2 separate regions of the Homo sapiens genome follow, and region 2 is linked to region 1. The links are chromatin contacts, found by Hi-C or POLR2A ChIA-PET in ENCODE. All regions are on one chromosome and are shown on one strand. The core of a region is the stretch at or near the end of the contact, and the rest is flanking DNA. Distances in the headings are between cores, read along the strand shown.

What was found. A loop is a pair of places that touch in the nucleus more often than their neighbours do. ChIA-PET counts read pairs that join two places held with the same protein, here RNA polymerase II (POLR2A).
Region 2: a map of breast epithelium shows a loop between it and region 1 (4-fold over the local background). The contact joins two enhancer-like sites. A Hi-C loop is called at or near these places in 1 of 168 maps with a recorded cell type or tissue (breast epithelium). POLR2A ChIA-PET finds 5 or more read pairs at or near these places in 3 of 52 experiments (A673, CD8-positive, alpha-beta memory T cell and common myeloid progenitor, CD34-positive).

Annotation. Positions count from the first base shown.
Region 1 is chr10:22,276,702-22,281,542 of GRCh38, forward strand. No RefSeq gene overlaps it. Among named protein-coding and RNA genes, the nearest start is that of COMMD3, 37 kb to the right of the region's middle. RefSeq lists enhancers at 3,065-3,566, 3,567-4,066. Within about 2 kb of position 1,875, at least 2 of the 41 ENCODE cell types and tissues checked have a DNase peak (open chromatin) inside an H3K27ac peak, as active enhancers do.
Region 2 is chr10:22,367,362-22,372,202 of GRCh38, forward strand. SPAG6 (sperm associated antigen 6) reads left to right here. Exons shown (of 11, transcript NM_012443.4): 4 at 1,134-1,317. Among named protein-coding and RNA genes, the nearest start is that of SPAG6, 24 kb to the left of the region's middle. Within about 2 kb of position 1,895, at least 2 of the 41 ENCODE cell types and tissues checked have a DNase peak (open chromatin) inside an H3K27ac peak, as active enhancers do.

The DNA.
Region 1 (4,841 bases), core at 625-3,124:
AGAAGACAGAAAAATAAAAGTAGAATCACTTAATTTCTGTTTTCTCAAGTTCAATTACATTGTCTTTATTCCTTCCAAAAGAATAAAGATGGCTGGGTGCGGTGGCTCACGCCTGTAATCCTAGCACTTTGGGAGGCTGAGGTGGGCAGATCATATGAGGTCAGGAGTTCGAGACCAGCCTGGCCAACATGGTGAAACCCCATCTCTACTAAAACTACAAAAATTAGCCAGGCATGGTGGCAGGTGCCTGTAATCCCAGCTACTTGGGAGGCTGAGGCAGGAGAATCACTTGAACCCGGGAAGCGGAGGTTGCAGTGAGCAGAGATTGCGTGACTGTGCAACAGAGCCAGACTCCATCTCAAAAAACAATAATAATAAAGATTTGAAAATAAAACATTAGAAGGAGAGCGAAGTCCAAAACAAGTGGGAAGAGTGTAACAAAGGACCTATTTCCACAATGCCATACGCAAAAAATGTTGATTGAGTGCCTTCTACTTGCAAAGTACTTGATATGAGGCTATGGAACATAAACCAAATCCAGTTCATGTGTCCAAGGAGCTTACAAGATAGAAGTGTTAAGGAATGTGGCTTGGTGCAGTGGCTCACGCCTGTAATCCCAGAACTTTGGGAGGCCAAAGTGAAGGAGGCCAGGAGTCTAAGATCAAACTGAGGAGCACAGAGAGATCCTAACTTTACAAAATAAAATTTTAAAAAATTAAAAATTAGCTGGGTATGGGATTCCACGCCTGTAGTCCCAGCTACTCAGGCAGCTGAGACAGGAGGGTTACGTGAGCCAGGAGTTCAAGGCTGCAGTGAGCTATACGTACACCACTGCACTTCAGCCTCGGCGACAGGGCAAGACTGTGTCTCAAAAAAAAGTGTTAAGGAATGTGTATCAGACATTTTTATAAATGTCATAACAGAGGTGCAGGTAAAATCCTGTGATCATTCACAGAAGAATAAAATCACCTTTCAGATACAGGATTCGGATCAGGTTTCATGGAAGAGGCAAAACTTTTTGTAAATCTCAAAATGGGTATGTTGTCAGAATGGAATGGCAAAAGAGCCTGGAAAAAGTAATGTTTATTCTGTGTGGTCTGTGTCTGCTAAAATTCCAGAGTTACTGTAGAGAAAGGGAGAGAATGGATTTGGGAGCCAATAGCAGTGTCTGCCACACCTGGCTCATATGTATACAGACTGCAGCAGGAAGGCAACGTCTGGCTACGATGCACAATACATGTGTGTCCTTGGTATAGCTCCTTAGCAGGAATATTCTGGCTAGTAAAATAACAGAGTTACTCAGGTGGGATAGCATGGTTGTTAACGGTGGAGGGTGTCCAGGTTCTTGGCATCTTGAACAAAGAATTCGTCAAAACGCACAAACAAAACAAGGAAGGAATGAAGGGATTACTGAAAATGAAAGTACACTCCGGCCGGGCGACGTGGCTCACGCCAGTAATCCCAGCACTTTGGGAGGCCGAGGTGGGCGGATGACGGGGTCAGGAGATCGAGACCATCCTGGCTAACATGGTGAAACCCCGTCTCTACTAAACATACAAAAAAATTAGCCGGGCGTGGTGGCGGGCGCCTGTAGTCCCACCTACTCGGGAGGCTGAGGCAGGAGAATGGCGTGAACCCGGGAGGCGGAGCTTGCAGTGAGCCGACATAGTGCCACTGCGCTCCAGCCTGGGCGACAGAGCGAGACTCCATCTCAAACAAACAAACAAAAAAGAACGTACACTCCACAGTGTTCGAGCGGGCAGCGGGAGTGAGCATAGGGGCACAAAGGCCCTGTTACAGTTTTTGTGAATTTAAATTCCCTCTACTTAGGGTACACCCTATGTAAATGAAGAGGATGAAGTGAAGTTACAAAGACATTTCCTGATTGTATGCCCTATGGAGAGGATATTTCCTGTTATAGCTGAAGTGTGAATCTGGCCTTAGCTTTCCTGCATCCAGACCCTATTTTCCCGCCTCATGGTGAATGTGTTATGAGGTTACTAAGATGGGGAAGAGAGGAGAACAGAAATGTATCTAACAGAGGGACAGACCTGAAGAAGTGGAGAATATCTTGTGAGATTTCCCCCACCTTTTTCATTCTTGGCTATGCCCTGTCGCCTGCCGAGCCTCTTTTCATATTCGGTCTGGAATGCTGAAACCTCCTTTTCCTCATTCCCTTTGTTATCTCTATATCTTGTTCCCTAGAAATAAAGATTTGAACTTTAGCATGAGCTGTACTTTTGCTACAGACCTTCTATTATCCAGCTACAGTGTTGACATACTTAATCTCCTTTAATGGGACAAGTAATGAACTCAATTAGCTGGAAAACCTCCATGCAAAGAGAAAAGACAACTCTTACCATATAATTCACAGACATTTCCCTTGATTCACATTATTCCTGCATTAAAGACCTTCTATGACCCCGAATATCAGTTGGTTACTCGCTAAAACTGACTGTAGAGCAATTTCGCCTTAAGCAGATTTACTTAACGAAACACTAATATGTAATTAACTGGACTGAGAATTTGATTTGCATACTCTCAAGGAACAATTTTTTATTATTTAAAAACAAAACACTTGACATTCTAGAAGGGGCTACAAAGACATCCCCAAAGGTCAATTAGTCCTACAACTGATTACCTAAATATTTAATAGCACTCAAACACAGTACTAAATGGGCTCTAATTTGTTTGTGAAAAGAAACAATGCCACTTTACACACGGCTGCCAAGTTTTCAGTAAACAAAGAGAATATGGTCTTGGGAAACTGATGAATCTAGTTTAAAAATGCGACAAGATCCTCCTGTGCTCCTTCCAAACATGGCAGTGATTTTCCACTAATTTTCTTCCTGATGCTTTTTTCCTTTAAGTCTACATGTTGATGCACCCCAAGGCTCAGTCTTTGAATTGGTCTCTTTCCTAGGTCGTTCTCAAGTAATCTCTAGGCTTGACAAACTTCCTCTGTATTGACAGCTCCCAATGTTATACCTATAGCTCACACCTCCTCCCTGAACTGCAGTCTCAAATATATCCCTGCCTATACAGCATGGCATGAATATCTAGCGGGCATCTCAAATTTACTGTGTCCCAAATGGAACTTCTGATTTTTCCCCCAGATAAAAACTGTAAATCCCACTCTCTTCCCCATCTCAATAAATGGTAACTCCCTCCTTCCAAATTGCTCAGGTCCAAAGCCTTGGTGTCATCCTTGGCTCTTCTCTCTTCTCCTGCACCCCCACATGTAACCTGTGAGGAGGTCTTATTGGTTCTACCTTTATAACCTATGCAGACACCAATCCCTTCTTACCACCTCCATCATGACGTACACTGCCATAATCGCTCCCCTAGATTCTTGCAATAGTCTCCTAACTGGCTTTCCTACTTCAGCCTCTCCTCCAACCCTTATACCTAATGTCTACTTTGAATAGAGCATCCAAGAGGATCCTTTGAAAATCTCCTCTGCTCAAACCCTTCCAGTGTATTCCCATCTGGGATAGAGTCAAAGTCTTCGTGGCTGTCTCAAAAGTCCTCGACTGGTCCCCCGCTGTGCTCTGCCTGGTCCCCCGCTGTGCTCTGCCTTGTCCCCCGCTGTGCTGTGCCTCTGCTCTGGCCACAGGGGCTTCCTTGCTATTCTTCCAACACTCCAGGTGTACTCATTCCTGGAGATCTTTGCCATTGTCGCTTCTCTACCAGGAATACTCTTCTCCAGGTGTCTTCCTAGATATCTTCAGGTCTTGGACTAAAAGTCACCTTCTCAATGAGTCTTTACCTGACTAGCTTATTTAAAATTGCAACTCCCACTTTCACCCCAGCACTATCTTCCATCCCTTCTTTACTTTTATCTATCGCACTTCTCATCTTCCAATATATATTTTACTTATTTATTTGTTTATTGTCTGTCTCCCCTCACTAGCAGGTAAGTTCCATGAAGGCAGATAATTTTGTTGGCTTTAAACACCTAGAACAAAGCTTGGCATAAAGTAAGTACTCAATAGATTAATGTTAAATTAATAAATAAGTAAACAGTGATTATTTATGACTAACTAGGGGAAAAATATAATTAACAAGGATGTTTTCATGAAGGATAGACTCCCTAAGAGCAGTCACTATACCTTTTCCTTTTTTTTTTTTTTTTTTTTTTTCGAGACAGGATCTCGCTCTGTCACCCAGGTTCCTGGAGTGCAGTGGTACAATCACAGCTCGTTGCAGCCTCAAACACCTGGGCTCAAGCGATCCTGCCTCCTCAGCCTCCAAAAGGGCTAGGATTATAGGTGTGAGCCACCATGCCTGGCCATTTTCCTTCTTTTTGGCTCCATCATCTAGCAGAGTTGTGTCATATTGTAGATATTCAATAAATACTTATTGAATCTAGTTGAATATTTGTTGAAGAGCACAGACTGAAGCTTGTGTTCAAATCCCAGCTTCTCTGGTTATTGGCTGTGTAAGCTAAGGAAAAGCACTTAACTTCTCTGTGCCTAGAGTCTTCATAAAATAGGAATAATAATTATAATAATAATTACAATAGTAATTATATGTGGGGTTGTGTGAGGATTAAATGAGTAAATATTCTTAAACTACAGAATGGTGCTTGGCACAAAATAACAGATGATGATGATGACAACGACGATAGTCCTATGAAACTCATCATGAAATGGCAATTTCCTGGTTAAGCTTAAACCATTTACGTATTTTAAAAGTGAAAAGACTATATAAATTGAATGAAATAACCAAGTAGCATGTCACTCCCCAGCTGAAAATCTGTAAATAACTACTACTGCCACTGTGACAAAATCCAAACTTCCAATCTTGCATTCAAAGCCTTCTACAGGCCGGGCGCAGTG
Region 2 (4,841 bases), core at 645-3,144, 91 kb after region 1:
ATCAAAAACATCAGTACTAATATAGCATATTTCTTATATTAGCAACATATACTGATTTTTAAGATATACTATGTTTAAGATGTACTTGATGTGTTTTTTTCTCCTGTAATTTTCATTGTATCAATATTATAGTCTAAGTGAACAGAATGCTTTCAAAACAGGTGCTGTAGTCAACTAGTCACTTTTCATTAGTCACTGTGAAGAAATAGAAACTTAGAATGTAAAATAGGGGTTTAATTGGGTTTTATTAATAACAGAAAGAGTTAGGAGACCATCACTGTGTCATTATGCTAACCATAAAACCATAGTGAGTGTCACAGCCACATATTTCCTATACATTTAATTTTTTTAGCGATATGAAGAGAAACATGTTAGTCTTGTGTTTCAGTTTCATTTACTCATTCCTTAGTGAGAAACAATGCATCTATAGGAAATATAAATATGAAGCAGTATTTAAAATTTACAAAATGGTAAGTAATTTGCTTTTATCTTAAAAAAAAAGCATTTCTAGAGAAAATAACTTATATCCCATTGTTTGGCTGATTTATTTGCCAGGAAAAGTTTTAAAATGTGTCATGAATGTTTTGCCTTTATGTTTATTTGATGATTGTAAGCACATTTTAGAACATGGTTGTTACTTCAGAATAATTTAGGACACCAGAAAGATTAGTTGAGGTCATGAAAGGCCTACCATGCTTAAAGACTGAGGGCAAGTAAAGGAAATGAATTAGTCAGTTGACAGTGAGCTTAGTTGCACATGCTAACAATCTAAGAGTTCCCAAGGGTCAAACAATACATTTTGGTGTAATGCAGATACATAAAATCTCGTTATTTTATGAATTTGTGGAAAGTATGTTTATAATTTTATACAATTTCCAAATGCAGGCTTCAGGGTAAAACATTTGAAATACAATGTAAAACCTACCTTGTTTTCAGTTGAGTTACTGAACAGAAGCAATGAGGGCACATCAAATAATCAAAATTATTTTGCAGGATGTTTTTCATCTTTTATATTCAAAAGCTGTTGAGCTTTATTTATAGTAATGTTATTTTTATGTAGTTTTGGTCTATTTTAGATTTTGGTTTTCTAAGTACTCAATTCATTTTGAGTTTTGTCTGTTTGACCCTTGTAGCGCTTCTACAAGAAAGCAGCTGCCTTTGTGTTACGAGCAGTTGGTAAACATTCTCCCCAGCTAGCTCAGGCAATAGTCGATTGTGGAGCACTGGATACGCTGGTCATATGCTTGGAAGATTTTGACCCTGGAGTCAAGGAGGCTGCAGCCTGGGCACTTAGATATATTGCAAGACATAATGCAGGTAATTTAAAATATGCAGGAGCATATTTTAAAATAGGATTATTACAATTCAGATTTATTAGGTAAATCCAGTTTTGCTTAGTAAAACATAGGTGGGGTTTTAATGATGTTTCTGTATGTGATGAGAAGTACGTTTTGAATGATGGCCAAGTTGTTTGGATCATATATTCACAAAAAAAAACCCTATATATTTCAGTCTTTATCTTAGCAGAAGGGAAATTTGAAGAGGTGGAGAAAAGGAGAGAGGGGTGGCAGCGGGTGGGAGAGTAGGCTTGAGTCTCAAAGGCCTTGGTAAATTGGTTCAGTTATTAGGTTGGTGCATAAGTGGTTTTGCCATTAATGGCAAAAACCCCAATTACTTTTGCATTAACCTAATAAATTATTTTAGTTAGTCACCCTCTTGGGGTCATTTGGTCTTCCTGCCCATTCATGATAGGGAGTTCCAAACCAACCAGGAGACATAGCACGAGTGAGTGATGTTGAGGAGATATGGACATAACTTCCTGGAAAATATTGGTATTCAACTCATACTGGGCAGGAAGAAGAGAAGGAGCATGTTCTCCTATAAACTGACAGCTCAGTGGGGTCATCAAGAGGGGACCTGGGCCTCTTGTGAGAGGATTGTGTTGACTCACCCAATTGGTAAAAAGTACATGAGGAACATAATTTTCCCCGTCACTTTATAGAAGTTGCTTATGAACAAATAACATAAGAAGAAAATACAGTTTTAAAATAAACATATGTAAAAATGATCAACTTTGCTAGTAATCAACAAATTCTATACGAAAACATCAATGAAGATCTTTTTAACCTGTTATTTGAGTGGGGGGTGGTGGCAGAAGAGTAAAGCAGCAATATAGCCAGGTGATTAAGAGCACTGTGGCATTAGACAGGGTCTGAGTTTAGTTTAGATACTACCATTTAGTTGCTGTGTGACCTCGGACATGGCTTATAAACCTTCTGAACCTTAGCTTCCTCATCTGTGGAAGAGGATGACTAATAGTGGTTACATCAGAGATTTGTTGTGAGGATGATGACACAATACATGTAAAGCACTTAGGTCGGTGCTTTGACATATGGCAATACTCAGTAAATGTAACATATTAGTATTAATAATGAATGTCAGAGTGGACGATATGACGTGTGCACATTGGTGGAGGAACTACAAATTGTATAAACTGGTGGAGAGCAGTTTGACAAAACTATTAAAGTCATTGCCCTAAAAAAGCCTGCTTTGAGAATTCATCCTAAGGAAAGAATTCCACAGGATGGAAAAGCTATATTCATGCAAATGTTATTATAGCATGATTTGTAAACCCCTCAAATATTTGACAGAAATTTAGTGGATAAATTATGGAACTTAATGAAATCTGAGGCAACAAATTTAAAAGGTAATTATGAACCTACATGGTAACATGGAAAAGTGATTATAATGTTAAAAAAGATATAAAATTGTATATTACAATTACAATAATGTAAACATAAGTTTTTATGTGGATATAATTACAAAAAAATCATGTTTGTATTCCTAAGGTGGTAAAATTAAGGAATTTTTTCTTCATGTTCCAGATTTTCAGTGTGTGTCTATGTCTAAAATATTAGCTGCTGTGTAGTGAGTAATTAGTATATGCCTGGCTCTGTGCTGTGTGCTTCAGACACATTATCTCATTTTGATTGCAGCTACCCTTGGGTGGGCATTACTCTCCCTGTTAAATGGAGAAATAAAGTGGACTTTAGAAAGGATATCCAAAATTATGTTAATGGTGGAACTGGAATTTGAGTCTAACTGTCTGACTGTAAAGCCTTTGTTAACTACTATACCATACAGCTTCACTAAATACTTCCTGAAACAGTATTGAAGAAAAACTTCAAAACAGAAACAGGAAGAGGCTTTCCTATGGTTATATTTAATTTGGTTCTTAAAATGGTGACATTATTACAGACAAAATAGAAATAAAACAGTATAAAAGGCAAGTTGAAAAAGACAACTCTTGTCATGCTTAGAATTATTCAGAATTAAATTACAAATTATTAAATTATTTTCTTAAATCTAGATTTTGATTTTCCAAAAAGGTTCACCTTAAGACTATTGTTTAGTACATGTTGATTGACAAAACTACAGCAGGGTTTTCAATCAAAAGCTGGTTATCATGGGAAACTACATGAGTATATTTAGTAAGTTTTTTTTTAAGTCAGAGGGACACATTACAGATTATAACATGAGTGTTGGAAAAGAGCTTTGAGGGACAACTGTATAGATACTCTCTCAGGCAGGTGCCCCACAGATAACATTTCCATCCCTTCATTTTGTTGAGTCTGGGGCAAAATGATTATAGTTCATAAACAGGATCTGTCTTAGGGGTTCCATTCCAAATTCTTGGTATAATCTGGCTCCCACATGGAATTTCCACTGTAATTTCAATATTTCACAGTAGTTAGGGGCCTGGGACCCAGAAGCTCCCAGAAGAGATTATTGCATAGATTTCTCAGAAGGAAAGGGAATTGTTACCTAGTAAACCATAAAAGTTATCACTCACATCCATATCAATGAAAATGGAGGATTTACCTCCAAATAACCTGATTTCTTTTTTTTTGAGATGGAGTCTTGCTCTGTCGCCCAGGCTGGAGTGCAGTGGTGCAATCTCAGCTCGCTGCAACCTCCACCTCCCGGGTTCAAGTGATTCTCCTGCTTCAGCTTCCTAAATAGCTGGGATTACAGGCACACCCCACCATGCCCAGCTAATTTTTGTATTTTTAGTAGAGACGGGGTTTCACCATGTTGGTCAGGCTGGTCTCGAACTCCTCACCTTGTAATCCGCCCGCCTCGGCCTCCCAAAGTGCTGGATTACAGGCGTGAGCTACTGCGTCCGGCTTTTGTTTGTTTGTTTTGTTTGTTTTTTGAAAATAACCTGATTTCTTAATGATTTCCTAAAAGCAAAATATATTGAGATTAATGAATATTAGTGAAAAACTGTTTGGTTAGACAGTTTAAGAAATATAAATCTTAAATTGAGATGCAAAAGAAATAATATATACTTTTAAGGGCAATAGAAGGAAAAAGTTCTGTGTACAGGAAACAAAATTAAAATAAGCATAGAGAGAAGCCGATGGGCATTACCTGACTTTTCCTTGTTTGAAAAATACAACTTCTAAAACTTATTTCTATGTAAAGATTTTAAAGCATTTTACAGACAGCCAAAGGGAACTTGGGGCTGACAACCAGAAATGGTGGGGTTTTTTTTTTCCAACTGTGTACAAATCATATCATTAAGTTTTATGATTGAATCACCAGTTATTGAATACACATGGTAATGTTTACCTCTGACTTTGCAGATAAATAAGTGATTTCTTTCTAGTTTTTCCTGCTCCTTAGTGACAGCTGAGGTAGAATTCTTCTCAGATAGGCTTTCGTTTTTCTTACTTTTTGTAACCCTTTCCCACTCTGCAGAATTCTTCTTTTGTTTCCTCATTTACACAACTTTTTTTTAGTCTGTTGTTATAATTGTTCTCTTTTATTATTAGCTA